Regions from separate parts of the Homo sapiens genome. Here all the other regions are linked to region 4. Evidence: chromatin contacts called from ENCODE Hi-C or POLR2A ChIA-PET data. All regions are on one chromosome and are shown on one strand. The core of a region is the stretch at or near the end of the contact, and the rest is flanking DNA. Distances in the headings are between cores, read along the strand shown.

The links. A loop is a pair of places that touch in the nucleus more often than their neighbours do. ChIA-PET counts read pairs that join two places held with the same protein, here RNA polymerase II (POLR2A). Pooled maps may share reads with other maps.
Region 1: a pooled map shows a loop between it and region 4 (15-fold over the local background). The contact joins the promoter of TM4SF19-AS1 here to the promoter of SENP5 in region 4. A Hi-C loop is called at or near these places in 8 of 50 pooled maps. POLR2A ChIA-PET finds 5 or more read pairs at or near these places in 2 of 52 experiments (CD4-positive, alpha-beta T cell and WTC11).
Region 2: a pooled map shows a loop between it and region 4 (6-fold over the local background). The contact joins the promoter of RUBCN here to the promoter of SENP5 in region 4. A Hi-C loop is called at or near these places in 8 of 50 pooled maps. POLR2A ChIA-PET finds 5 or more read pairs at or near these places in 2 of 52 experiments (activated CD8-positive, alpha-beta memory T cell and activated T-cell).
Region 3: a loop to region 4 is called in a pooled map, with 14 times the contacts of the local background. The contact joins the enhancer-like site here to the promoter of SENP5 in region 4. A Hi-C loop is called at or near these places in 6 of 50 pooled maps. POLR2A ChIA-PET finds 5 or more read pairs at or near these places in 2 of 52 experiments (T-cell and activated T-cell).
Region 5: POLR2A ChIA-PET joins it to region 4 with 12 read pairs in Panc1. The contact joins the enhancer-like site here to the promoter of SENP5 in region 4. POLR2A ChIA-PET finds 5 or more read pairs at or near these places in 3 of 52 experiments (AG04450, HEK293 and Panc1).

Annotation. Positions count from the first base shown.
Region 1 is chr3:196,314,735-196,320,238 of GRCh38, forward strand. It overlaps TM4SF19-AS1 (TM4SF19 antisense RNA 1), which reads left to right and starts at 3,598. Exons shown (of 2, transcript NR_046724.1): 1 at 3,598-3,703. It overlaps DYNLT2B (dynein light chain Tctex-type 2B), which reads right to left and starts at 3,506. Exons shown (of 5, transcript NM_152773.5): 1 at 3,306-3,506; 2 at 1,364-1,497. The coding sequence starts at 3,418. It overlaps TM4SF19-DYNLT2B (TM4SF19-DYNLT2B readthrough (NMD candidate)), which reads right to left. Exons shown (of 6, transcript NR_037950.1): 6 at 1,351-1,497. It overlaps LOC107986031 (a long non-coding RNA gene), which reads right to left and starts at 2,857. Exons shown (of 2, transcript XR_001740547.2): 1 at 2,240-2,857; 2 at 1,708-2,108. RefSeq lists a silencer at 3,026-3,275 and an enhancer at 3,336-3,435.
Region 2 is chr3:197,734,359-197,739,441 of GRCh38, forward strand. RUBCN (rubicon autophagy regulator) reads right to left here and starts at 2,546. Exons shown (of 20, transcript NM_014687.4): 1 at 2,297-2,546. The coding sequence starts at 2,361. RefSeq lists enhancers at 844-893, 1,824-2,671 and a silencer at 2,260-2,809.
Region 3 is chr3:197,710,500-197,715,761 of GRCh38, forward strand. All of the region lies in intron 2 of RUBCN (rubicon autophagy regulator), which reads right to left. Among named protein-coding and RNA genes, the nearest start is that of RUBCN, 24 kb to the right of the region's middle. RefSeq lists enhancers at 1,498-2,118, 1,839-2,133, 1,842-2,211. Within about 2 kb of position 1,957, at least 39 of the 41 ENCODE cell types and tissues checked have a DNase peak (open chromatin) inside an H3K27ac peak, as active enhancers do.
Region 4 is chr3:196,865,907-196,871,375 of GRCh38, forward strand. It overlaps SENP5 (SUMO specific peptidase 5), which reads left to right and starts at 2,014. Exons shown (of 10, transcript NM_152699.5): 1 at 2,014-2,167. RefSeq lists a silencer at 1,791-2,370 and an enhancer at 3,022-3,523.
Region 5 is chr3:197,598,307-197,604,018 of GRCh38, forward strand. No RefSeq gene overlaps it. Among named protein-coding and RNA genes, the nearest start is that of BDH1, 45 kb to the left of the region's middle. Within about 2 kb of position 1,433, at least 5 of the 41 ENCODE cell types and tissues checked have a DNase peak (open chromatin) inside an H3K27ac peak, as active enhancers do.

The sequences.
Region 1 (5,504 bases), core at 2,348-4,847, 550 kb before region 4:
TCGCTTGAGCCAGGAGGTCAAGGCTGCAGTGAGCCATGTTCACACCACTGCACTCCACCCTGGACAAAACAGCAAGACCCTATTTCAAAAACAAAACAAAACAAAAAAAAACAAAACAATCAGAGAGACAAAGAGAACAGGGTAGGAAAAGCACAAAATATGCTCTACAGATGTAGTTTGGTAGGGGTCGAGGGTTGAGTAAGGGAAGTAGCTAAGGATTAGGGAGGAGAGATGGACTGCAGGTACTAAATGCCAGGCTGAGGACTTGACAGCTTGGGGGAAGAAACAACCAAGAAATACAGGGGAAAGGAGTCCCTGTACTTTCTGGTCTTTCTGAATACTAAGATTTTTTGGACAGTGTTTTATTTCACATCTTCACTCTTTTCCCCCATCTGCAAAAACTTACATGAGTAAAAGTCACCAAATAATTAGAGAAGACAAGACACTGAAGAAAAAGTTGTCTTTAATAGAATCCACAGCTAACATTCTATTTACGTTTTTTTAATAGAGATGTTTTATTTTTTTATTTTGCTTTTTTTTTTTTTTGAGACAGAGTCTCACTCTGTCACCCAGGCTGGAGTGCAGTGACGCGATCTCAGCTCACTGCAACCTCCACCTCCTGGGTTCAAGTGATTCTCCTGCCTCAGCCTCCCAAGCAGCTGGGACTGCAGGCGTGTGCCACCACACCCAGCTATTTTTTGTATTTTTAGTAGAGACAGGGTTTCATCGTGTTAGCCAGGATGGTCTCAATCTCCTGACCTCGTGATCCACCCGCCTCAGCCTCCCAAAGTGCTGCGATTACAGGCGTGAGCCACTGCGCCCGGCCTTTATTTTGCTTTTTAATACACATGAGGTCGGCTGGGCGCGGTGGCTCATGTCTGTAATCCCAGCACCTTGAGAGGCCGAGGCGGGTGGATTACCTGAGGTCAGGAGTTTGAGACCAGCCTGACCAACATGGAGAAACCCCGTCTCTACTAAAAATACAAAATTAGCCAGGCGTGATGGTGCATGCCTGTAATCCCAACTACTCAGGAGGCTGAGGCAGAAGAATCACTTGAACCCGGGAGGCGGAGTTTGCAGTGAGCCAAGATCATGCCATTGCACTCCAGCCTGGGCAACAAGAGTGAAACTCCATCTCAAAAAAAAGAAAAATAGACATGAGGCCTCACCATGTTGCCTAGGCTGGTACTGAACTCCAGAGCTCAAGCAATCTTCCTGCCTTGGCATGCTAAAGTGTTGGGATTGTAGGCGTGAGCCACCACACCTGGCCCCAATGTCCTTTGTTTAAAGATGGAGAGGGGGCAAATGGGTAATACTGACTCTGTGAAGAGAATGAGTCATTTCCAGTTATCACCATGATTACCTTTTAATTTATCTTTAATGTTTTCTGATAAATGTTTTGTAAGCTGAGGCATTTCTTCTGGAGAATATTCAGCATTTGCCAGTTCCTCCTTGAGCACAGCATGGATACAGTCTTTAACCACAGAGGGCCTGAACCTGAATGGAACAATTTGTGAACATCCAGTCGGTGACTCCACAACCCCAGCTTACCTTCATACCGCAACTTCTCCCATCTTTTTGTCATTAGTACCACTTAATCCTTCTTTTTCATATTTTTTATTATAAAATATAAACAAATTAAGACAAATCATAGGCCACATGTGTATCTTCAACCTGGACCTGCACTGAACTTCAACACATTCCAACTCATGCTCCATATGAATGTTTATTAGGCAACTCAATACATCCAATAATGAGCTTCTCATACTCCCCTCTCCCCCAAAACAAAATATATACTTGTTGTTAATTTTGTTCTGCACGCTTTCACAAAATAAAATAAAATAAAATAAAATAAAAAAATACGGCTGAATGGCATTCTGGGCATTCAGAACCTTTTACCAAGATAACTGAGGGTATCTTTCTCTGTGTTCATTCTACCCAAGGGAAAAATCCTGTATGAAATTTGTATCACTTTTTCTGTGAGTTACCAAGAGAATAAAAATAAACAAAGAAATTTGTATCACATTATAATCAAAATTCCTGTTTTCCATATTTGCCAAGCAAATATGGGGTGTGTGTGTGTGTGTAAAGTTAGTGATCTTACAAACCTAGCTGAGTACCCTCTGCTCTGGCCCGTGAGCCTGACATTTTTTTCAGTGTGTGTGTGTGTGTGTTGTGTGGTGTGTGTGTGTGTTGTGTGGTGTGTGTGTGTGTGTGTAAAGTTAGTGATCTCACAAACCTAGCTGAGTACCCTCTGCTCTGGCCCGTGAGCCTGACATTTTTTTCAGTGTGTGTGTGTGTGTGTGTGTGTTGTGTGGTGTGTGTGTGGTGTGTGTGTGTGTGTGTGTGTGTGTAAAGTTAGTGATCTTACAAACCTGAGTACCCTCTGCTCTGGCCCGTGAGCCTGACATTTTTTTTCAGTGTGTGTGTGTGTGTGTGTGTGTGTGTTGTGTGTGTGTGTGTAAAGTTAGTGATCTTACAAACCTAGCTGAGTACCCTCTGCTCTGGCCCGTGAGCCTGACATTTTTTTTCAGTGTGTGTGTGTGTTGTGTGTGTGTGTGTGTGTAAAGTTAGTGATCTTACAAACCTAGCTGAGTACCCTCTGCTCTGGCCCGTGAGCCTGATATTTTTTTCAGTGTGTGTGTGTGTGTGTGTGTGTGTGTGTGTAAAGTTAGTGATCTCACAAACCTAGCTGAGTACCCTCTGCTCTGGCCCGTGAGCCTGATATTTTTTTCAGTGTGTGTGTGTGTGTGTGTGTGTGTGTGTAAAGTTAGTGATCTCACAAACCTAGCTGAGTACCCTCTGCTCTGGCCCGTGAGCCTTAATCCTAGCGAGGGCTCGCTGCGGTGGTCTAAGGGCCTCCAGATCCCACCCGGGTAGGACTTCGCACAGATGCAGCTCCCGCGCCGGGAGTGAGCCCATCCTGGCACCCGTGTGCACAGTCACCCTCGAATCACGGCTGAACGGCATCCGACGCGAGTGGCTTCCTGCCTCTATTCTACCCATCTCCTTACTCAGGACGCCATCGCGGGTTTCCCAGGGCCAACCATTCCCGCCGCGCCACCCTAAGACGCGCCCGGCGCCCAAACACTGAGGAAGCGGGTGGGGTCCCCTGCGGCCCCTGCAGCGGGAGGGGCGCCCGGACGTCACAGCAGGGCCGCCCGCCCGCCTCGCGGCCTCCCGCCTCCCGCCCCGCGGACCCCGCGCGTCCCCCGCGCTCCTTCCGTGGCCCAGGTCCCAGGCGAGCTCCGCCCCTCAGACCAGCGCGCTCGAGGTCGCCCCGCCACAGCCCGTCCTCTACCCGCCTCTGCTGGAAAACAGGCCGCAGAATATAGGTGTTCTCGGGCTCCCCTGCGTTCTTCTCAGCCTCAGGCACCCCGTCGCCCACCGAGAAGGACACTCCGATGGACGTGGCCATGCCGGGGCTTCTCGGTCCGGGCGTAGCTCGCGATGAAGGCCTAGCGGGTTGCGGTCGCGGCCGGCAGCAGGGAAAGCGTCTCCAGGGCAACAGGGCCGCCCTCCCGCCTCGCTGAAGCCCGCGAGCGCCCCGCACAGCCGCCCTCCCTGCCCGCGCCTGCGCACCGGCTGCTGGGCGGGAACTGGTCGCGTCCGGACGCGCGACAGCTTCCACCCGCCTCAGGCAGTATCAGCCGCGCCGCAGTCGGAGGAAATAGACGCGGGGCCTGAGGCTCCTGGACTTGAGGTATTAGGCTGGTGCAGAAGTAATTGCGGCGGCCGGGTGCGGGGGCTCAGGCCTGCAATCCCAGCACTTTGGGAGGCCGAGGCGGGCGGATCACCTGAGTCAGGAAGAGTTCAAGACCATCCTGGCCGACATGGTGAAACCCCATCTCTACTGAAAATACAAAAATTAGCCGGGCGTGGTGGCGCGTGCCTGTAACCCCAGCTGCTCTGGAGGCTGAGGCAGAATAATCTATTGAACCCAGGAGGCCGAGGTTGCAGTGAGCCGAGATCGCGCCACTGCACTCCAGCCTGGCGACAGAGCGAGACTGCGTCTCAAAAAAAGAAAAAAAAAAAAAAAGGAAGGAAGGAAAGAGACTTAGGCTGCATTCCCCGCTTTTAAAAATATATATTTATTTTTATTTTTTTAAACGAAGTCTCGCTCTGTCACTCAGGCTGGAGTGCAGAGGCGCGATCTCGGCTCACTGCAACCTCCACCTCCCAGGTTCAAGCAATTCTGCCTCAGCCTCCCAAGCAGCAGGGATTACAGGCGCGCCCCACCACGACCGGCTAATTTTTTTTGTATTTTTATTAGAGACGGGGTTTCACCATATTGGCCAGGCTGGTCTCCAACTCCTGACCTCAGGTGATCGCCCACCTCGGTCTCCCGAAGTGCTGGGATGACAGGCGTGAGCCATCGTACTCTGCCGCATTCCCTGCTTATAAGCACCAGTCCCTGGTCCTGTTTTAGAAGGCTGTTGTATCTTGGCCTCTGCTAGCTTCAAAAACTAAGGCCCGATGAGGTAGCTCGTGCCTGTAATCCCTGTTTACAGGAGAGGCTGAAAGGGCAGGGATTCCTTTTTTTTTTTTTCCCACTTGAGACAGGGTCTTGCTCTGTTTCTCAGGCTGGAGTGCAGTGGCACACTCACCGCTCACTTCAGCCTCGACCTCTTGGACTCAAGCAGTCCTCCCACCTCAGCCTCTGGAGTACCTGGAACTACAGGCGAATGCCACCGCGCGTGGCTAATCTTTTTAATTTTTGTAGAGATAGGATCTGGCTATGCTGCCCAGGCTACTATTGAACTCTTGGGCTCAAGTGATTATCCCACCTCAGCCTTCCGAAGTGCTGGGACTACAGGCATGAGCCATCACAGCCAGCTGGGATATTGTTTTTCGAATCGCTGTCATGTTCTGTACTATATGCAGTTCCTGAAAGAATGGAGGCAAGAAGGAGTCAGCTAACCACTGTGAACTGTCTTAGTGCCAAGGACCCACCCTTCTCTCCTTGGGGTCCTGCTGACCCATCAGAATAGGGCTGAGCCAGGATGGGGCTTGTGGAGATGATGTGTATGAGTGTGCATGCACTTGTGTGTGCATGCCTAACATCCAAAACTAGATATAAATTCTTTAAACTTTTCATTAGTTGGCCAGGCACGGTGACTCGCACCTGTGATCCCAGCACTTTGGGAGGCCGAGGCGGGCGGATCATGAGGTTAGGAGATCAAGACCATCCTGGCTAACATTGTGAAACCCGGTCTCTACTAAAAATACAAAAATTAGCTGGGTGTGGTGGCATGTGCCTGTAATCCCAGCTACTTGGGAGGCTGAGGCAGGAGAATTGCTTGAACCAGGGAGTCGGAGCTTGCAGTGAGCCGAGATCACACCACTGCACTCCAGCATGAGACTCTGTATCAAAAAAAAAAAAAAAAAAAAAAATTCTGCGTGAGTTGTGTGGAGGTGTCAGTACCTTTCCCCAGCAAGAGAAGCTTCTCCATATCAGGCATATCCTAGCCATGACCCTGAAACTAACCAGCCAAGAGGGAAAT
Region 2 (5,083 bases), core at 1,296-3,795, 870 kb after region 4:
CAGGAGTTTGAGACCAGCCTAGGCAACATAGTGAGACCCTGTCTAAAAAAAGAAAAAAAAAAAAAAGCGCAGACTCTGGTGCCGAACTGCCTGGGTTTGAATCCAGTTCTGCCAGGGATTCGCTGTACAACCTTGGCAAGTTACTTACCCTGTCCATTTCTCAGCTTTCTCATCTGTGACACAGCAATAACAGTAGTACCGACCACATACAATAGTTATAGGGATTAAAGAAGTTAACGCAGTATTCATATCTTAATACCTTAAAACAATTCCTGGCATGTGGTAAATAGCATTTGTTACATACATTAAAAAAATAACTAACCCAGCCTCCCTCACATGAAGTGGTAGAGGGAAATCAAAACAATCCTAAAACGTGTTTAGAATTTACATGGGACCTTTCACACGAAGCACGTCACAGACATCTGCAGGAAGAATAAATAGTCAAATAGGCAAAGCAGAAACTGAAACATGGAAAAGGGAAGTAAGATGTTCAGTTTCACTTAGCACAAATCATTCTCAGATCTCAGGCAGGAGCCCCAAAGTCCTGTCAGTCCAGGTTTTGTTCAACAGGCCACTTTGCACATAAAAGTAGAGTCACCCTTAAAAATAGCAAGTCTTCACCCAGGAACATCTCATAAATCTTCCCTTGTTGATATTTTCTCAGAGGTAAATATTCTGCTTCTAGTTTTTGGATCCCAGCTGCTCCTGAGACCATCATTATATCTGAAACTGTTTCTAAATGTCAAGTGAGGTCAGGCCTGGTGGCTCACACCTGTTAATTCCAGCACTTTGGGAGGCCGACGTGGCGGGGGAGAATTGCTTGAGCCCAGGAGTTAGAGACCAGCCTGGGCAATATGGTGAGACCCTGTCTCTACAAAAAAGTTTTTTAAAGTAGCCAGATGTGGTAGCTGGCACCTATATCCCCAGCTACTTGGGAAGCTGAGCTAGTATAATCGCTTGAGCCCAAGAGTTGGAGGCTGCAGTGAGCCGTGTTCACGGCACTGCGCTCAGCCTGGGGGACAGGGTGAGGCTGTGTCTCAAAAAATAAAATAAAAATAAAATAATAAATGTCAAGTATGACTCCCTTAAGCCACATTCCTGCTCTCGCCTGTCAGCATTCCAGCCTCTTTAAAAAAGATTAAGACCAGAGTTATTAATGAAGCAAACCCTAAATATGGAAGGCATCTCTACAGACTCCGATTCATCATTTAGTCAAAGTAGTTCGGGGTTTCTTTGGCTTTTTGTTTTTTGAAGACAGGGTCTTCCTCTGTCACCCAGGCTGGAGTGTAGTGGTGCGATCTCGGCTCAATGCAGCCTCGACTTATTGGACTCAAGTGATCCTCTCGCCTCAGCCTCCCGAGTAGCTGGCACCACAGGTGAGCACCACCACGCCGAGCTAATTTTTGTATTTTTGTAGAGACGGGGATCTCCCTAGGTTACCCAGGCTGGTCTCAAACTCCTGGACTCAAGCGACCCGCCTCAGCCTCCCCCAAGGTGCTGGAATTACAGGTGTGAGGCACCGCACCCGGTCCAAAGTAGTTTTTATATTTTAAATCCCCCAATTTCTAGAAGATATGAGCTTTCTGACATGGTTCCATATAAATAAATGTGAACTTGCTTAGTTTGCATTGTGAGGAAAAAGGGACAGGTTTGAAGACGAAAAGGAAATGGCACAGAGGTCCTGCCACTCTCTGACAGGGATTCGGCAATGACAAAGTGCAGAGTTTCTGGTCTCATTAGCAGTCCCCGCCCCACCGCACTGCCATGACACTCGCTCACTTTCTCCCCAGGCTCTCCTCGCCTTCATCCCCATGCTCATCTCTGCCTAAGCTTCTTCCGAGGCCACTCATAACGCTTCACCTCTGCTCCCAGGAATTCTCACATCCTCTTCGCGTTGGCCCCACTTGCTGTCACGGCAAGTTTCAGTCCGGGTGGTGCCCTGCCCCTGTCTATAGACTCTGGCCTGTAAAACCTCACTGCACCCCTCTGGCCTCTTCGCCCAGTCTCTCAGCTGCCACCTCCTCTCCAGCAGTCTTGGATCTGAGCTTCACCCTCCTCTGCTGCCCTTGCCCTCCGCAAATCCCACCCACCCTCCTCACCCTAAGCCGGTTCCTTCGTCCCATCCCCGCCCCGCCCGTCCTTCCTCTGCGAAATGCTTCCCAAACAAGTCCTCCGCAGCCGTCGTCCTCAAGACTCGTCGCGCCCGGCCCTTCTCTCCGTGACCCCGCGCCCTCCCAAGCCTCCCGGGGCTCCGGCGCCTGTCGCTGCCCCGACTCCGCGGCGGCTCCCAGCCCACCTGCTCTCCTCAGGCAGGCGCTCCTCGCCGCCTCCGAGCTCCATTCCCGCGCCCTCCGGCCGCATCCGGGGCGGTGAGGCCGCCTCTTCGCCCAAGAGAGGCGTCCCTGCCGCTTCGCCCTTCAGGGCTCCCGGGGCCCCCTGGGGCCGGAGGAGGCACCTGCGGCCGGTGGGCTCCGGGTGATGCGCTACACCCGGGCGGCGACAGCGGGAGGGACCGCCGCCTGGGCTGCGGCTTCTATCCCGGCCACCCCCACTTCCGGCTCCGGGGACTACAGCCCCCGGCGAGCACTCCGAGGCTAGGCCGCTCCCGCAGGACGCGTCCTCCAATCCCAGGCCGCGCTCGCAGACCGCGCCCCTCCAACGGCAGGCCGCTCCCGCAAGCCGCGCCCTCCAATCCCAGGCCGCTCCCGCAGGCCGCGCCCTCCAATCCCAGGCCGCGCTCGTGGATTACTACGCACCCGGTGGTTGGCTGGGCCGGCTTGCAAGCGGCGGGGGACCTTGGTCTCAGGAATCCGTGCCGGGGCGTATCCTTATTCACCCCCGTGACATTACACGCTGGGGACCGAACTCAGTCCGAGATGTAGACTAGGCAATAACGCTAATCTAATCCCGGTACGATTAACCCCACTCAGCCCGCCCTGGCTTAATGTCCGCTGGTGGTGTTTGGAGACCTCGAGCATTTAAATGAAGCGCTCACAAACAAGAGCACAGGTTGCTTTGGGATCATAAAAGAGCAGGAGAGAAAGGCTTCTGGGGGCTCTCGGAAGATGGATGTCAACGCAGAGTTTTCAAGGCTGAGTACGGGTTAGCCAGGAGAAAGAAGAGAAGGTGGAGAGAGCAACACGGCAGATACAAGGAAGGAAGTGCTGGCTTGGGAACTGCAGGTGCTGGGTAGCCAGAGCTGGGAAGGAGTGAGCAGCAGCATGGTGTGGGCATTCTGGTGTGGGGAAACCAGATCATGAAATGCCATTTTAAGGAGTTTGGATTTTATCCTGAAAACAATCAGCAAATCAAGCATATGCAAATCAAGAAGTGATTTGATCGAATCTGATGAGAAAGCCACTTTTGACAATGTGGACAGGAGATGGGGCAGATATAATACTATATTGAGGTAACGGTGGAAGGCTAGATAGGAGACTGGTCATCCTTATGGGGGATAACCAAGTAATGCTAAGAAGTGAAGCGAACCAGTTGAAAGAAACGTGGGCCTAGGGTTGCCAGATACTCTGGTTTCTCTTTTTTCTTTTTCAAAGACGGGGTCTCTCTCTGTCGCCCAGGCTGGGGTGCAGTGGCGCAATCATAGCTCCCTGCAGCCTGGAACTCCTGGGCTCAAGCAGTCCTCCTTCCTCAGCCTCCTGAATAGCTGGGACTACAGGTGCGAGCCACCACACCTAGCTATGATATTTTGATTTTTTAAAAGAAGCTAGGATCTGCATTTTTAAGCACTACTTCCAAATTTTTAAACGTTGGCAACAAATTTTTTAAACTTTCAACTTTGCACAGGCCAAACACAGCTTGTCTGTAGGCTGAAGGTGGCCCTTGAGTTGCTAGTTTGCAAACCCAGGCTTAAACTACAGCAGCGGTTGAAGAGAACAAGGAGGCTCAGATTACAGCAATGTGAAGGCAACAGAATCAGCACTACTCTATAAAGGACTGACTGTGGCAAGTGAGGGAGAAAGAGCGATCAAGAATAACTCCGTGAAAAACTAATGACTCTATATTAAAATAATATATGGCTTTTAGGTATTTTCAAACTTGACAAAAGTGTTTTGGCAATTAAAAATGAAATGAAAGAGCCTCTTGAAGCCATTTATGATTTCATTTAGGTTAAAAAAATACTCTCTTTCAAACTTTCTCATTTTCCTACTAAACGATTATACTTCTTTAAGAAAGGGGCAATATTACTCATTGGGATTTCTCTTCCTTCTGTGACTTTCTTCTCTTTTGGAGACGCAGTCTTGCTCTGTCACCCAGGCTGGGGTGCAGTAGCGCTGCCACAGTTCACTGCAGCCTCAACCTCCTCAAGCGGATCCTCTCACCTCAGCTTCCCAAGTAGCTGGGACCACAGGCAGTGCCACTATGCCCAGCTAATTTGTTTTTTTTTTTTTAATTTTTGGTAGAGACAGGGTCTCACTGTGCTGCCTAAGCTGGTCTCAAATTCCTGGGCTCAAGCAGTCCTCCTGCCTCAGTCACCCAAAAAGTATTGGGATTACAGGCATGAGGCACCATACCTGGCCTTACTTCTAGTTCTATAAATGTATGAACTTTATTTTTTGGCATACAGTATAATCCCAAATTAACACTATATTATTTATTTATTTATTTTTGAGACAGAGTTTCACTCTTGTTGGCTAGACTGGAGTGCAATGGCGCGATCGGGTTCAAGCGATTCTCCTGCCTCAGCCTCCTGAGCAGCTGGGATTACAGGCATCCGCCACCACGCCCGGCTAATTTTGTATTTTTTAGTAGGGACAAGGTTTCTCCATGTTGGTCAGGCCGGTCTTGAACTCCCGACCTCAGGTGATCCGCCGGCTTCGGCCTCCCAAAGTGCTGGGATTACAGGCGTACTAAAAAATACAAAAAAATTAGCCGGGCATGGTGGCAGACGCCTGTAATCCCAGCTACTCAGGAGGCTGAGGCAGGAGAATGGCTTGAACCCAGGAGGCAGGGCTTGCAGTGAGCCGAGATCGTGCTACTGCACTCCAGCCTGGGCGATAAGAGCAAGACTTCGTCTGAAAAAAGAAAAAAAAAAAAAGGCCGGGCGTGGTGGCTCATGCCTGTAATC
Region 3 (5,262 bases), core at 707-3,206, 840 kb after region 4:
TGAGGCAGGAGAATCGCTTGAACCCCAGAGTCAGAGGCTGCGGTGAGCTGGGATTGTGCCATTGCACTCCAGCCTGGGTAACGAGTGAAACTCCATCTCAAAAAAAAAAAAAAAGAAAGAAATGTCAACAGACAAACTAGGAAAAAATATTTGCAACTCCCATTACAAAGGACTAATTTCCTCAATAAATAAAGAATATCTATAAATCAGTAGGAAAAGACTAAATCTACTGAAAATAGGAATAAAATAGGAAAAAGTTCACAGGGAAAAAAATTCAATGACACTTATAATATCTTTTCATGCTAAGAGAAGTGTAATCTTTTACTTTTTTTTTTTTGAGATGGAGTCTTGCTCTGTCGCCCAGGCTGGAATGCAGTTGTGTGATCTTGGCTCACTGCAAACTCTGCCTCCTGCCTCCTGGGTTCAAGTGATTCTCCTGCCTCAGCCTCCCAAGCAGCTGGGACTACAGGCACATGCCACTAAGCCCAGCTAATTTTTGTATTGTTAGTAGAGACAGGGTTTCACCATATTGGCCAGGCTGGTCTCAAACTCCTGACCTCGTGATCCACCTGCCTTGGCCTCCCAAAGTACTGGGATTACAGGCGTGAGCCACCACGCCTGGCCTCTGGTGAGGATATTTATATACATAACTTCCTGGAGAGTAATTTAGCAATAGCTATCAAAATATCAAATGCACATGCCCTTTAAGAATTCTAGGAATTTATCCTACGGTAAAGGGCAAAATTATTTATACACAAGCACTGTTACTAATAGCAAATGATTGGAAACAATCTAAATATCCATTCACCAGGGGACTGGCTAAATAAGTGATGGTACATACGTACAATGGAATATTATAAAATGACAGCTGTAAGAAAGAATGAAGAAGCTCTCTATGTAATGATTTCGGATGAATTACAAAACATATTAAGTGAAAAAGGCAAGATACAGAATAGTTACTACAGTATGCTATTATTTATATTTAAAAACTTGCAGGTATAGCAAAGAAAATCATTGGTAATTGCTTTTATAAGCATAAAAATTCTCTGGAAGGGCTGGGCATGGTGGCTCATGCCTGTAATCCCAGCACCTTGGGAGCCAAGCTGGGAGGCTGCCTGAGGCCAGGAGCTTGAGACCAGCCTGGGCAACATAGTGAGACCCTGTCTTTAAAAAAAATTTTTAATTAAAAAAAAAAATTCTCTGTAAGGAAACTAGTAAATGGTAGTTTTTTATGTGATCAGAAGGGAGCAAGACTTTTCACTGTATAGTTTTATACTTTTTTGATTATCTAGCTACGTAAAATACAGTGTTCAAAAATTAAATATTTTTCAAGTTATAGAGTGATATATATAGTACAACCTTAATGTTTTTTTTAAAACACATAAATACATAGAAAAAAGCAGAAAATATACCTCAATGTTAGAGTGGTGACTATCGCTTGGTGTTGGGATTATGGGTGATATTTACTTTCTTCTAAAGTCTTTTAGGTATTTTCTGAATTTTCAACAAAGAAAATATATTACCTACATTACATATTCAGAAAAAAACCACAGAGGTCTTTTTTTCATTATTGATTTTTTTTTAATTGGACCATCTATGCTGCCAAGAACTAGTTTCTTCTTGATTGTGGCAAAAGGAGGAATCCTTTCACTTCTCCTATTCAGCTGAGCAATCTCAGGGGCTAAATGTCTCCACATTTCTAAGCAACAGAAAAGAGGCTATCAAATATGCCTTGCCTTCTGGAAGGACTAAAAAGGTAGCCCAGATGCAGCTGTCAAGAAAAATGAGATCCCTCTAAGAATACGATCATGATGTTACAGCTTTCCTAAGGCCCTGAGTGAATTTTTAAAAATACAATTCACATTCCATAACGCATCCTCCTGAGAGCCCAGAGGGGACATGAGCAGCATGAATCACTGTATCAGCCCCTCCTCCTGACGAGGGCACAACACCCAGAATAGCTCGGTGATGACGCAGCAGCCTGAAACCTTTGAAAGCCCTCATCTTTCAGAGGGAGGAAATGAAAGCGAAAAACAAGTTCTTGACGCAGACTTTAATTCTCAGATCTTTACCAGGCAGAACAGAGCAGCAAGGAAACCGGCACGGATCTTTTGATTCTTCCCACTAGAGCCTGCAGTTGCTAAATGTGTGTGTGTCCATATGACAAATCTGCCTGATTAGCTCTGCTTCTGATTACTAACACTACTGGGGTTCTCAGGATAGGAGGCATGTAAAAAAGGAGAGAGAAAAGATAAAATAAAAACAAATAAAAAAATTAAAAATACTACTGCTATTTTGCAGATGATCATATGCTTTGATATTTTTCATTCTGATGACCAGATACTTTCACAGATATTATCACTTTTTTTTTTTTTCTGAGATGGAGTTTCGCTCTTGTCACCCAGGCTGGAGTGCAATGGTGCAATCTCAGCTCACTGCAACCTCCACCTCCCAGGTTCAAGCGATTCTCCTGCCTCAGCCTCCCGAGTAGCTGGGATTACAGGCATGCACCACCACGCCCGGCTAATTTTGTATTTTCAGTAGAGATGGGGTTTCACCATGTTGGTCAGGCTGGTCGTAAACTTCTGACCTCAGGTGATCTGCCCGCCTCAGTCTCCCAAAGCGCTGGGATTACAGGCATGAGCCACTGTGCCTAGCCAGATATTATCACTCTTAATAACTATAACAAGATATGTGAATAGTGTTTTGCATTTATCAAGCAGCTTTCATTTGAGATTCTCATTGATTTGACTTCCATTTCTCTTTCAGGCACAGATAGTGAAACTGTCTTGTAATATGGTTAAGTGATTACTCTAGATGACAGTTTAATATTAGTAACAGGGCCAAGAGAAGAACCCATTTGCTATTAGGACACAAGTACCTGACCCATTGAGTGGCAGTGCCACTCATCTGGTAGCTATTTTGGTCAGCAGCCTGGGAAACTTGCACTGAGTTTCTGTAAAACACACTGGCAGGATTCCCAAGTTTCTGACTTGGGAGACTGAGCAGGTCAATGCCACAAATAGGAAGAAGGGCAATCTCATGAGAGAACATAAGTTTAGTTTTGGTAATGTTGTGCTCGGGCCTGAAAGACAGCCAGACAGTAAGGTACAGGAGACAGCTAATCTTCTGGATTTAGAGTTCAGCAGAGAGGTGAACCTGCTGAACCCTGAGGTGGGGGTCATCAATGGGTGAGTGATCGTGCAATGTGAGCAGATGAAACTGCTTCAGGAAAATACACAGAGTAAGAAGAGAGAAGGGCATACGGCAGAACTGCATTAAAAAAAATTCCAGGCCAGGCACGGTGGCTCATGCCTGTAATCCCAGCACTTTGGGAGGCTGAGGTGGGCGAATCATGAGCTCAGGAGTTCAAGACCATCCTGGCTAACACGGTGAAACCCTGTCTCTACTAAAAATACAAAAAAAAATTAGCCGGGCGTGGTGGCGGGCGCTGTAGTCCCAGCTACTCGGGAGGCTGAGGCAGGAGAATGGCGTAAACCCGGGAGGCAGAGCTTGCAGTGAGCTGAGATCACGCCACTGCACTCCAGCCTGGGCGACAGAGCGAGACTCTGTATCAAAAAAAAAAGAGAATACAAAGACAAAAGAGTTATATAATTTGCCCAGCACCACTCAGTTAATGGTGAAGCTGAGATTAAAATGTGAGCAGTCTGATTCAAAAGTCCGTAATTTTAACTGCTACGTCACTTTATTTCCCATGGATGTGAGCAATGAGTCTAGATTCTGATCTAGGTTCTAACTGACTCCAAAGACTTTTGTCAGTCTATGATACAATGTTGCCTCCTCAGTCCTAGGATGGTGCTTTTTGCTGTTTTGGGTTTGCTTTTTTTGTTGAGACAGGGTCTCCCTCTAGGCTGCAGTGGCACAATCATAGCTCACTGGAGCCTCAACCTCCCAGGCTTAAGCAATCTTCCCAGCTCAGCCTCCGGAGTAGCTGAGTCTACAGGCATGCACCACCATGGCTGGCTAAGTTTTTAAATTTTTTACAGAGATAGGGATCTTGCTGTGTTGCCCAGGCTGGTCTTGTATTCCTGGCCTCAAATTTCTAGTGATCTTCCTGCCTCAACTTCCCGAAGTGCTAGAATTATAGGCATGAACCACCACGCGCAGCCAAGTATACACACTTTAATACCAATTAGTTGATTAGCTCTTTTCCAATGTGATTACTGGCTGAGAATAAATTCTGATAAAAAAGCAAGATGAGCTTAGAGTTCCAGGTAGTTATACGAGGCCCTGACAGGGGATGACATGAGCGAGAACACACAATTATGCCTGTATTTGTGAGGTCTGATTTTTTTTTTAAATAGGAGGATACTAAACCCCAGTGACTCACTTGACAACTTTATCCAGAACCAAAATGTATTTAAAACACTGCAAATGGAGTAACTGCCAAAGAGAAAGCAGAAACCTTTAAGAATTATTGGATTCTACTCATTTCAAAACTCAAAGCTGATTATAGAGTTTTTGAGGATATAAAGAAAAAGAAACTCGGCTAGGCGCAGTGGCTCACGCCTGTCATCCCAGCACTTTGGGAGGTCGAGGCAGGCGGATCATCTGAGGTCAGGAGTTCGAGACCAGCCTGACCAACATGGAGAAACCCTATCTCTACTAAAAACACAAAACTGGCTGGGCGTGGTGGTGCATGACTGTAATCCCAGCTACTCGGGAGGCTGAGGCAGGAGAATCGCTTGAACCCGGGAGGCAGAGGCTGTGGTGAGCCGAGATCGTGCCACTGCAACACAGCCTGGGCAACAAGAGCGAAACTCTATCTTGAAAAAAAAAAAAAAAGAAAAAGAAAAAGAAACTCAACATTAATAAAGTTTATATTTTAAAAATTTAAGCTACAATCAAACTACCATTCATAAGCGTCAACAAGGTATCTATAAAGTAAAACTCAAAGGGTATTCTAAATATGACAATATTTTATAAATAGTTCTCGGATTGTCCTAGGATGCTAGGAGGAAAATTTAATGAGTCATTGTGTCCTCCTCCTCTTCCTCCTCATCATAGCACATACTAGGAGAGCTCTTCCTATTCTCTTAATGCTTTACATACCACACCAACCCTAGAGGTAGACAGATGCTACCTCATTTCACTGGTGAGGAAACTAAGGCACAAAGAGGTTAAGTATTTTGCCCAAGGTTACACAGCTAACACATGAAGGAGCTGAAAACTGAATCCAGGCAGTCTGGCTCTACCCTGAGCCACAGTACCTATTAACTACTCGTGTCGTAGCTAACATGA
Region 4 (5,469 bases), core at 764-3,263:
CCGTGGCTCATGCCTGTAATCCCAGCACTTTGGGAGGCTGAGGCAGGTGGATCACCGGAGGTCAGGAGTTGAAGACCGGCCTGACCAACATGGTGAAACCCTATCTCTACTAAAAATACAAAAATTAGCCGGGCGTGGTGGTGGGCGCTTGTAATTCTGGCTACTCGATAATAATACTATTATAATAGTATTATCTACCTCAGTAGATAATACTGCTGAGGCAGGATTATCGCTTGAACCCGGGAGGCAGAGGCAGAGGTTGCAGTGAGACGAGATTGCGCCACTGCACTCCAGCTTGAGCAAAAAGAGTGAAACTCTGTCTCAATAATAATAATAATAATCTTACATATGTAATTGGTGTCTCGGAGAACAGGCATAGAGAATGCAGCAAAAACCATATCTGAAGAGATAATGATTGAGAATTTCTCAAAACTGATGCAAGACATCTACCCACAAATCAGAGAAACTCAATGATATCCAAGACAGATAAATACAAAGAAAACAAAGATAGGGCACAAAATAAATGGCTAAAAATCACTAACAGGCTGGGTGCGGTGGCTCACGCCTGTAATCCCAGCACTTTGGGGGGCTGAGGCGGGCAGATCACGAGGTCAGGAGATCGAGATTATCCTGGCTAACTTGGTGAAACCCGGTCTCTACTAAAGAAATACAAAAAAAATTAGCCAAGCGTGGTGGTGGACGCCTGTAGTCCCAGCTACTCAGGAGGCTGAGGCAGGAGAATGGCGTGAACCCGGGAGGCAGAGCTTGCAGTGAGCCGAGATGGCGCCACTGCACTGCAGCCTGGGCGACAGAGCGACACTCCTCTAAAAAAAAAAAAAAAATCACTGACAAAGAGAAACTGTTAAAAAGAAGTGAGAGGGCCTGGTGTGGTGGTTCACGCCTGTAATTCGAGCACTGTGGGAGGCCCAGGTGGGAGGATCACTTGAGCTCAGGGGTTCAAGACCAGCCTGGGCAACATAGGGAGATGTCATCGCTACAAAAATAATGATAGTAATAGTAATAAAAAATTAGCCGGGCGTGGTGCAGGAGCCTGTGGTCGCAGGTACCCTGGAAGATGAGGTGGGAGGATCGCTTGAGCCCAGGAGGCAGAGGTTACAGCGAGCCTAGGGTGTGCCACGGCACTCCGGCTTGGGCGAGACAGCAAGACCCTGTTTGGAAAAAAAAAAAAAAGAAAAGAAAAAAGAAAAAAAAATCAACAGTAATTGCAGCCATTGCTTAGAACTAAGACTAAACAAAGCTTTTGTTTGGAAAGGAGTACTTTTTCATTAACATTGTTTAGAATTTTCTGACACATGATGATAATTAAAAGCAAACCATCCTGCAGTTGGCTTCGGTATTGTTTTTATCTTCTCCACCATCAATGCATATCCTTACTGCCTACACAGGCTCTCAGCAACGCACTGTTGGTTTTCCATTGCAGTCACCTCCACTTTATTCTTCCAGATCGAGTATGTTCAAAACTGAACTCATCTTCCGCCATAAATCTGCTATTATTATGTTTTTGCCTGTCAGGACATCGGCTTATAATTTTGGAAAGCATTCACAGTTGGGGCGGGTAAGACATAGATAAAGAGGCCAATCACAATACCAGGGGTAAGATCAATAGGAAAACCAGAGAGCGGACGCCTGGGCCAGGCCTCACAACGTCCAGAGCTGGAATGGGTCTTTTGCTTTCGGCGCAGGGGTGACGGGATCAGCGGAGGGTAGGGGTGTACACTAGCTGCGGTCTGATTTAGCCCTTTTAGGTTAAAAGCTGGAGAAGGGGCTGAAGTCTCAAACGCGCTTAGCAGCTCCTGAACGCGGTTCCCATCCCAGCGCGTTCTGAGGGAGGCCGGGGCTAAGGACGCGGTGACGGGCGGGGGCGGGGCGGCCCCGGGTCGGGAGGCGGGGCGGGAGCGCCGGAAGCGGGCGGTGCCAGGCCCAGCCTCGCAGGCGGAAGGGCGCGGAGGAGGTGACGCGATAGGCCAGCGCCGGCGTCGCGGCAGCCGCTTCAGAGGAAGCTCGGCGGCTGTGGCCGCGGCGAACAGGCCGGACGCCTCGTCGCTGGCGGGGCTTCCCTTGGAGCTGACGAAGGCGGGGTCCGCGGTCCAGGCTGCTGCCGCGACGGGGCCGGCGGCGGGGCAGCTGCCAGGAACGAGGGTAGCAGGTAAGCGGGGACGCGGGCAGACGAGTGACGGACTCAGCGATCGCCTGGCGGGGCTGGCTGGGGCCATTCCCGCGCCGGTGCGCCACCTCAGCGCCCGGTCCGGAGGCCTCGAGCCGCCCTCCCCCGCCCGAGCTGGAGGCCGCCGTCCGTCTCGGCCACAGCCTCCCTTTCCGGGGGAGGCGAGCGAGCTCGTCCCGAGGGGCCGCTGCCCTGCGCTCTCGCTCCAGCCGGGCTGTGCGTCGCAGGCACCGGGAAGCTGGCGCCCCCCAGCTCCTCCTGAAGCCGGGAAAGCTCTGAGAGGAGGAGCCGCTGTCACAGGCCTCCAGCTCCGGCCGCCGTGGAAGTCCGGGGTTTTTATTTGCTTAGACCGCTCTGCCTCCTTCCGGCCTTCGTTTCTTTCCTCGCGCTCCCCGGGACCCTTTTCCAGAGAGCCCGGTTGGGCATGAGCGCGGTGGGAGACGTCTTTTCCCTTCGGTCTGCTCTGAGCGGTATCAGCCTCCGCTCTACGCCCTGTGGCCACTCTGTCGGGGTGGAGGGATGCGGAGAGGATGTGGGAGTTTTGGACTTAGAGCGAGAATAGCCGAGGTGAAATCCTACCCTGCTCTCTGGTAGTGTTTTTCATCTCATGCTAGATAGACATTTCGACCTTTTTCACCGCAGGTAAAGTGGGACTTTCTTCTACCAATGTAAATTATAATGTTTGGAGAATTAAATGAAGAAAGCAGACGTTAGTTATGAAATGTTTTGAGAATCTGGTTAAATTTAATTTAAGAATATCCAGGACACTTCATGATAGGTTCCTACTTATGTTTTTTTTTTGCATTTTGCCCGGAATAACTAAGCTTGGTATGGAAAAGGTTGCCTAGAGATGCCAGGCGCTCGTGTGGTCAGAGCCTAACTGCAGTCTCTGTTTTGGGTGGGCAGCATCAGGAAGAAACCAGACTCTCTCCTAGCCATCCACATGTCTCACGCTTATTGATGGCATATTATTGGTATATGAGGGATGGCTTATATCAGTTTTGATCTTTACTCAAGATAGCTTTTTCCCAGTGCATCTTTTCTAGGAGAAAAGCTTGGTATGTAGAGGAGGGTGCTGGGGAGGGGGGCTTCATTTACACCTGGGCTCACAATTTTTTTTTGGAGGGGGGACAGGGTCTCACTCTGACACCCAGCCTGGAGTGCAGTGGCGCGATCTTTTCAGCTCACTGCAACCTCCTCCTCCCAGGTTCAAGCGATTCTCCTGCCTCAGCCTCCAGAGTAGCTGGGATTACAGGTGCCCGCCATCGCGCCCGGCTAATTTTTGTATTTTTAGTAGACATGGGGTTTCACCATGTTGGCCAGGCTGGTCTCGACCTCCTGACCTCAAGTGATCTACCTGCTTCCGCCTCTCAAAAGTGCTGGGATCAGCCGGGCGCGGTGGTTGACGCCTGTAATCCCAGCACTTTGGGAGGCCGAGGCGGGCAGATCACCTGAGGTCGGGAGTTCGAGATCAGCCTAACCAACATGGTGAAACCCCATCTCTACTAAAAATACAAAATTAGCCAGGCGTGGTGGCGCATGCCTGTAATCCCAGCTACTCGGAAGGCTGAGGCAGGAGACTAGCTTGAACCCGGGAGGCGAGGTTGTGGTGAGCTGAGATAGTGCCATTACACTCCAGCCTGGGCAACAAGAGCAAAACTCCGTCTCAAAAAAAAAAAAAAAAAAAAAAAAAGGTGCTGGGATTACAGGAGTGAGTCACTGCGCCTGGGCTATATTACTTTCTAAATCAGCCTTTTTTTTTTTTTTTGGTAGGCCATTATGTGAATCCTTCAAAAATCATAGAAAAATTGAAATTTAACAATATTTTGCTTTTATTCTAGCTTGTCATAAACCCAGTGCTCTATACACAGGCCTGCCTTTCTGCCTCCTTCATCCTGGCATGCATGGCCATTTACTTTGTGTTATTAGCCAGCTTCCTATGGAGCTCAGTTTGAGAACGGGGTTCTGTGCTTCTCTAGTTGCCAAACATCTGATTGAAGTAGATCACCTTGGCATTTGCGATATTAAGCATGTCTTTGCGAATTTTTAGTTCCTTTTTCTTTTCTTGGTTAGATTGTACTCTGTCACTGATTTAAAGAATTTGGTAGACGCTCAGAAAGGGTCAACTGGTAAGGTGGTCACAGTGCTTTACATGTATTTTTCTTACCTATTATGGTGAAACCCTTGTGACTTTTTTTGGGCGTGGGTAATATTTTCAAAATTAAGGTAAATAGGCCATCAGGCTGCGTTGAACTTTCTCTTTTAGGGAAATATATTCATTCTCCAATTATTCTTTGGTAGCCTTCTTATTGCTTTAGCAATTCCTACTCTATTATTAGTAGAGCCGGAAATGGACCCTACATCACAGATTCTCCAAATATACTAAATTATTTTTTCTCTAAAATGATCATGTTTATAGCATGTTGATTTTCTTTTTTTTTCTTTTGAGACAGAGTTTCACTCTTGTGCAGGCTGGAGGGCAACAGCTTGATCTCTGCTCACTGCAACTTCCGCCTCCCGGGTTCAAGTGATTGTCCTGTCTCAGCCTCCCAAGTAGCTGGGATTACAAGCGCCCACCACCACGCCCGGCTAATTTTTGTATTTTTAGTAGAGATGGGGTTTCACCATGTTGGCCAGGCTGGTCTTGAACTCCTGACCTCAAGTGATCTCTCCGTCTCAGCCTCCCAAAGCGCGGGGATTACAGGTGTGAGCCACTGTATCCGGTCAGCAGCATGTTGATTTTCTACAACCAGATGACAAAGGATATCCTAAAGTCAGTGATTTAAAAAGTCATGTTGGCTTGGTGCGGTGGCTCATGCCTGTAATCCCAGCACTTTGGGAGGCCGAGGCGGGTGGATCACGAGTCAGGAGTTAGAGAACAGCCTGGCCAACATGGTGAAACTCCGTCTGTACTGAAAATACAAAAAAATTAGCTGGGCATGGTGGCGGGCGCCTATAATCCCAGCTACTCGGGAGGCTGAGGCAGGAGAATCGTTTGAACCCATGAGGTAGAGGTTGCAGTGAGCCGAGGTTGCACCATTGCATTCCAGCTTTGGCAACAGGGTGAGACTCTGTCTCAGAAAAAAAAACAAAAAACAAGTGATGGTAACACATAGGTTGTCTAATACATTCAGAGTCTAGAGAGACCTGGTATGTATCTGAGAAACCAAATAGCTGAATCTCTAAAATTTTATTTTTGTGTCTGGAATACCTTAATTCTGAAGTTTTAGTTGTTGTTGAATTTCACATTCTGACAGGAGACAAGTAGAGGTACATGTGAAGGG
Region 5 (5,712 bases), core at 183-2,682, 730 kb after region 4:
AGACCTGGTTGGTGCAGCAGTTCTGGGTCTCATCAAACTCAGCAGAATAACACAGAGTAGAGATAGATGATAAGCCACAGGAAACAACAACAAAGGTTCTGAACGTATTTGTGGGTGTGGGAAGGGAATGGGTGAGCCCTCTCCCATCATGCAGCCCTATCCCACTTTATTTCCCAAAGCCTGTGCCTCCTCAGTACTGTGGACATCGTGTCTTGTGGCCAGTCGCAGCTCAGAGCCTCACTCTCTCTCCCAGGCTGGAGTGCAATAGCACGATCTCGGCTTACTGCAGCCTCCGCCTCCCAGGTTCAAGCGATTCTCGTGCCTCAGCCTCCTGAGCAGCTGGGACTACAGGAGCGAGCTACCACACCCAGTTAATCTTTGTATATTTAGTACAGATGGGATTTCACCATGTTGGCCAGGCTGGTCTTGAACGCCTGACCTCATGATCCACCGCCTTGGCCTCCCAAAGTGCTGGGATTACAGGCCTGAGCCACCGCGCCCGACCAGCTGTTCAATTCTTTATAGGAGGGGCTTAGGTTGGGCAAATCTGTTTAGAAGGGAAGGTCAGGGGGACTTTAATCCGGAATTGTAAGGCACTTTACTGAAGACTGGAACAAATGTGATTGTCCATCTCAAAAAAATGGGGTGGTGCTGATGAAGATGATGAGACCCTGAAAGTCAGTCACCATGCAGTCGGCTCCCTCACAGAGCATGCCACCCCAGCGTTTGCCTGCTCACATCCTGCTATGCTTTTCCCCATGCCGAGGACAGTACTGACCTCCCCACCTTTCTCCTGGCACAGCCAGTTTAGCTGCGGGACCCTCTCCTCTGCAGACAGGTCCCAGCAGGGCTCAGAGGCAGGAAGAAGCCGCTATGCCGCTTCTATGAACCAACACTAGAGGTCGCCCTTCTCCAGCATCGGACAAGAGTCCACCAAAGGGAGAGCTCCAGCTTCTGCTTAAAATGCCCTGATCACAGATGACAACTCCGGGGGGACCTCGCCCCACGTGGGAAGGCACTGCTCTAAGGCAGAGGAGGAGGCTGAGCCCACCCAGCCCCAACGGAGGCCCAAGGTTGCTGAGGGGAAGCAGAGCTGGGCTGGAGGCAGGGACAGGCCCATCTTCAGAGTCCTTTCTCCTGCCCAGCCATCCCCGTGGAGAGAACGCTGTGCTCCAGGGGAAGCCAAGTGCCTTGGGATCTGAGGAGCTGCCTGGCGCTGGGCTGGGAAAGACCGAATCGTTTCCAGGAGCGATGAACATCTGGGAGCGACAGAAGCCTGTGCAGCCTGCAGAGTGACTAATGTGTGTGTAAACTGTGAGGGGCTATGCATGCAGAGGCAAGCACATTCATTCGTAATTGGCCGCTCATTCTCTGCAAATAGAGACCCTGTCTAAAGAAGGCTCAGGTGCCCGGTAAGAGCCATCGTAGCCGGGGCTGCCTGGCTTGTCTGTTGTTCTCGCTCCCTTGGGTTCCTGGGCAAGCTTTCCTCACCAAGCCCCGGCTGTCTGTGTAAAAAGGAAGGGAGGGTACTTCCAAAAGGCAATTCTACACTATTTTTTTTTGTTTTTTTTTGAGACGGAGTCTCGCTCTGTCTCCCAGGCTGGAGTGCGGTGGTGCGATCTCGGCTCACTGCAAGCTCCACCTCCCGTGTTCACGTCATTCTCCTGCCTCAGCCTCCTGAGTAACTGGGATCACAGGCGCCCGCCACCAGGCCCGGCTAATTTTTTGTATTTTTAGTAGAGACGGGGTTTCACCGTGTTAGCTAGGATGGTCTGGATCTTCTGACCTAAGGTGATCTGCCCGCCTTGGCCTCCCAAAGTGCTGGGATTACAGGCGTGAGCCACCGCGCCCGGCCCAATTCAACATTCTTTACTTTTCTAGTCATAACCTATTTTCAGCTGGAAACCAGAAAGGCTGGTTCTATGTGCAGATGGCAATGCTGAGGTTTAGAGGTAAAACACCCACCTGAAGTGAATAGAGGCTGGACTGGAACCCAGGATGGCTCACCTGGAGGCGGCGCTCCCATACGGCACCCGGCAGCCTGTTTTGTACAGGAACAATACTTGCCTTCCTCCGCAAAAAACAAACAAACAAACAAAAAATGCAGGGGTTGAAAAGAAAACTGCCTGAGCTGAAAAGTTTTGTTGTTGTTGTTCTGAGACAGGGTTTCCCTGTCGCCCAGGCTGGAGTACAGTGGTGTGATCTTGGCTTACTGCAGCCTCCGCCTCCCGGGAGTAGCTGGGACCACAGGAGTGTGCCACAGCTAATTTTTGTATTTTTGTAGGATATGGTTTTGCCATGTTGCCCAGGCTGGTCTCGAACTCCTGAGCTCAAGCAATCTGCCAGCCTTGTCCTCCCAAAGTGCTGGGGTTACAGGTATGAGCCAGCGTGCCCCACCTGAAAAGTTTTAAATGAGGCAAGGGTGTCAAAACAAACAAAAAACAACAACCAGGAGAAGTGAGCATTGCCTCTGAGCCCCATGTGCGATCCCTCAGATGCCGAGGCAGGTTGCACTATCACCCACCATGAGCCCTCCGACCCTGGCCTGTGGAGTGGAGAAAAGACGCCAACTGCTCCCCTGCAGCACCCTGCGCTTTTCTTCCTCCAGGCCCGATGGTGGGTCTCAGCCAGCTGGTTACACACGAGCGCGCGACATGTCCAAAGCGAAGCACAGCCCTTTGTGTCGTCAGCAGGGGAAGAGATAGCAGTTGCTCCCACATGAAGCCCAGGGTACCTGGCAGAGTGCAGCCCCTCCTCTTCCCACTGGGAGGAAATAGGGTAACTAACCCATTTCCCAGATGCAAAGTGATCTGGAGGTCCTCCCTCAACAGACCCTTCAAGCCGAGCGTCATCGGGAGCTGAGTCATCCAGACACTATGGTACTAGGTCTGTGCCATCACAGAACTAAAGTCACTCTCTCTTCAGCTAGAGGAGAGCCTCTCACGGACAGGCGCCATGGCTGATTCATCCTAGCATTGCCCACAAACCTGGACTCACGGGGTACGGTGGGTGCTTAGTAACTACTCATCCATCAAATTGTCCAAATTAACCTCACTGCTGAATGGAATTAAGCCAAGGCCACCTCTCTTGGGAGAAGCGTGTTTTTCTGGAACACAGGGAGGATCCTTAGCTCTAACAAGTTGACATTTTGAAACATAATAACCCTTAAAAGGCATCTGTTTGTTTTTTTTTTAAATAACTCCGGAAAAAAGGACCTTTCATAGCAGTACTGAGTATCTACCCAAAAGTACGCGTGATCGTATTTCTTCTTTGTTTCTTCTCAGGAAGGAATGGTTTTCCCAAGCCAGTGCCTTCCTGGGTGTTTCACTGCCCTTGAGAAGCTGGATGCTGCCAGAAGGGAGTGAAGCCATGAGAACAGTCTGTTATTCATGTTCGATTCCTCTTGACCTTGAAGATCTTTTTTTTTTTTTAATTATTTATTTTTTTTATTGATCATTCTTGGGTGTTTCTCGCAGAGGGGGATTTGGCAGGGTCACAGGACAATAGTGGAGGGAAGGTCAGCAGACAAACAAGTGAACAAAGGTCTCTGATTTTCCTAGGCAGAGGACCCTGCGGCCTTCCGCAGTGTTTGTGTCCCTGGGTACTTGAGATTAGGGATTGGTGATGACTCTTAACGAGCATGCTGCCTTCAAGCATCTGTTTAACAAAGCACATCTTGCCCCGCCCTTAATCCATTTAACCCTGAGTGGACACAGCACATGTTTCAGAGAGCACAGGGTTGGGGGTAAGGTCACAGATCAACAGGATCCCAAGGCAGAAGAATTTTTCTTAGTACAGAACAAAATGAAAAGTCTCCCATGTCTACCTCTTTCTACACAGACACGGCAACCATCCGATTTTTCAATCTTTTCCCCACCTTTCCCCCATTTCTATTCCACAAAACCGCCATTGTCATCATGGCCCGTTCTCAATGAGCTGTTGAGTACACCTCCCAGACGGGGTGGTGGCCGGGCAGAGGGGCTCCTCACTTCCCAGTAGGGGCAGCCAGGCAGAGGCGCCCCTCACCTTCCGGACGGGGCGGCTGGCCGGGCGGGGGGCTGACCCCCCACCTCCCTCCCGGACGGGGCGGCTGGCCGGGCAGGGGGCTGACCCCCACCTCCCTCCCGGACGGGGTGGCTGCCGGGCGGAGACGCTCCTCACTTGCCAGACGGGGTGGCTGCCGGGCGGAGGGTCTCCTCACTTCTCAGATGGGGTGGCTGGGCAGAGACGCTCCTCACCTCCCAGACGGGGTCGCGGCTGGGAAGAGGCGCTCCTCACATCCCAGACGGGGCGGCGGGGCAGAGGCGCTCCGCACATCTCAGACGATGGGCGGCCGGGCAGAGACGCTCCTCACTTCCTAGATGAGATGGTGGCCAGGCAGAGACGCTCCTCACTTTCCAGACTGGGCAGCCGGGCAGAGGGGCTCCTCACATCCCAGACGATGGGCGGCCAGGCAGAGACGCTCCTCACTTCCCAGACGGGGTGGCGGCCGGGCAGAGGCTGCAATCTCGGCACTTTGGGCGGCCAAGGTAGGCGGCTGGGAGGTGGAGGTTGTAGCGAGCCGAGATCACGCCACCGCACTCCAGCCTGGGCACCATTGAGCACTGAGTGAACGAGACTCCGTCTGCAATCCCGGCACCTCGGGAGGCCGAGGCTGGCAGATCACTCGCGGTTAGGAGCTGGAAACCAGCCCGGCCAACACAGCGAAACCCCGTCTCCACCAAAAAAAATACGAAAACCAGTCAGGCGTGGCGGCGCACGCCTGCAATCGCAGGCACTCGGCAGGCTGAGGCAGGAGAATCAGGCAGGGAGGTTGCAGTGAGCAGAGATGGCAGCAGTACAGTCCAGCTTCGGCTCGGCATCAGAGGGAGACCATGGAAAGAGAGGGAGAGGGAGACCGTGGGGAGAGGGAGCGGGAGAGGGAGAGGGACTCTCAGATAACTTTCTAAAACCTCCGAAGATCTTTTTTCATGTGTGAGATAATAATAGAAGATATTCCTGAGAGTTTTGTGTATTTTTGTGTATTTTCCTTGCTTGTGGATGGAAGCGCGATGTCTTCTATTACCAAATGTGCCTAAGCCCCAGCCTGTGGCTCTAAAGAAGGTTACATCAACATAAAAGTCACATTTTAATTTTCTGTCTCCCTGCACCTGCCTGCTGACTCAGGATCTCAGCCCAGCCACGTGGCATCTCCCACCACCTCCACTTGTTTCTGGGACTACCTGGAGCAGCTTGGATGCACTGTGGCTCAGCTCCCTCACAGTCTTCAGTCCAGCCGCTGTCAGGCTCCTTGTGGGGAGGCCTCTCGCTGCTGTCCCTTCAGCCGGGGGTCTCCAGGGGCGCTGCTGTGGCTGTCTCCAGAGCTCCCCAAGGGGCAAGTCTGTTGAAGGTGCCAGAGCGTTCTGCGTTCCCTGCCGGCCAACACATCATCAGAGGTGGGGCGATGCTCCTCCTCAAGCAGTTCACTCTCTGCCCCGCGCCAGCTGGGCCTGACCACACTGCCCTTGGCCTTTTCCTGTCTTTCTCTCCACCACGCTTGCTGCACCTCAATATGCATCCACCACCCCCCACCCAGAAAAAAAAAAAGCTTCTTCTTCAGGACCCTTTCCGGACCACTCAGTCACCAGCGCCAAGCAGAATGTGCTCAAAGGGCATCTCCACGCTGCTAAATCCATTCTACACCAAAATGAACACAACAAAAAAGTAACCCCT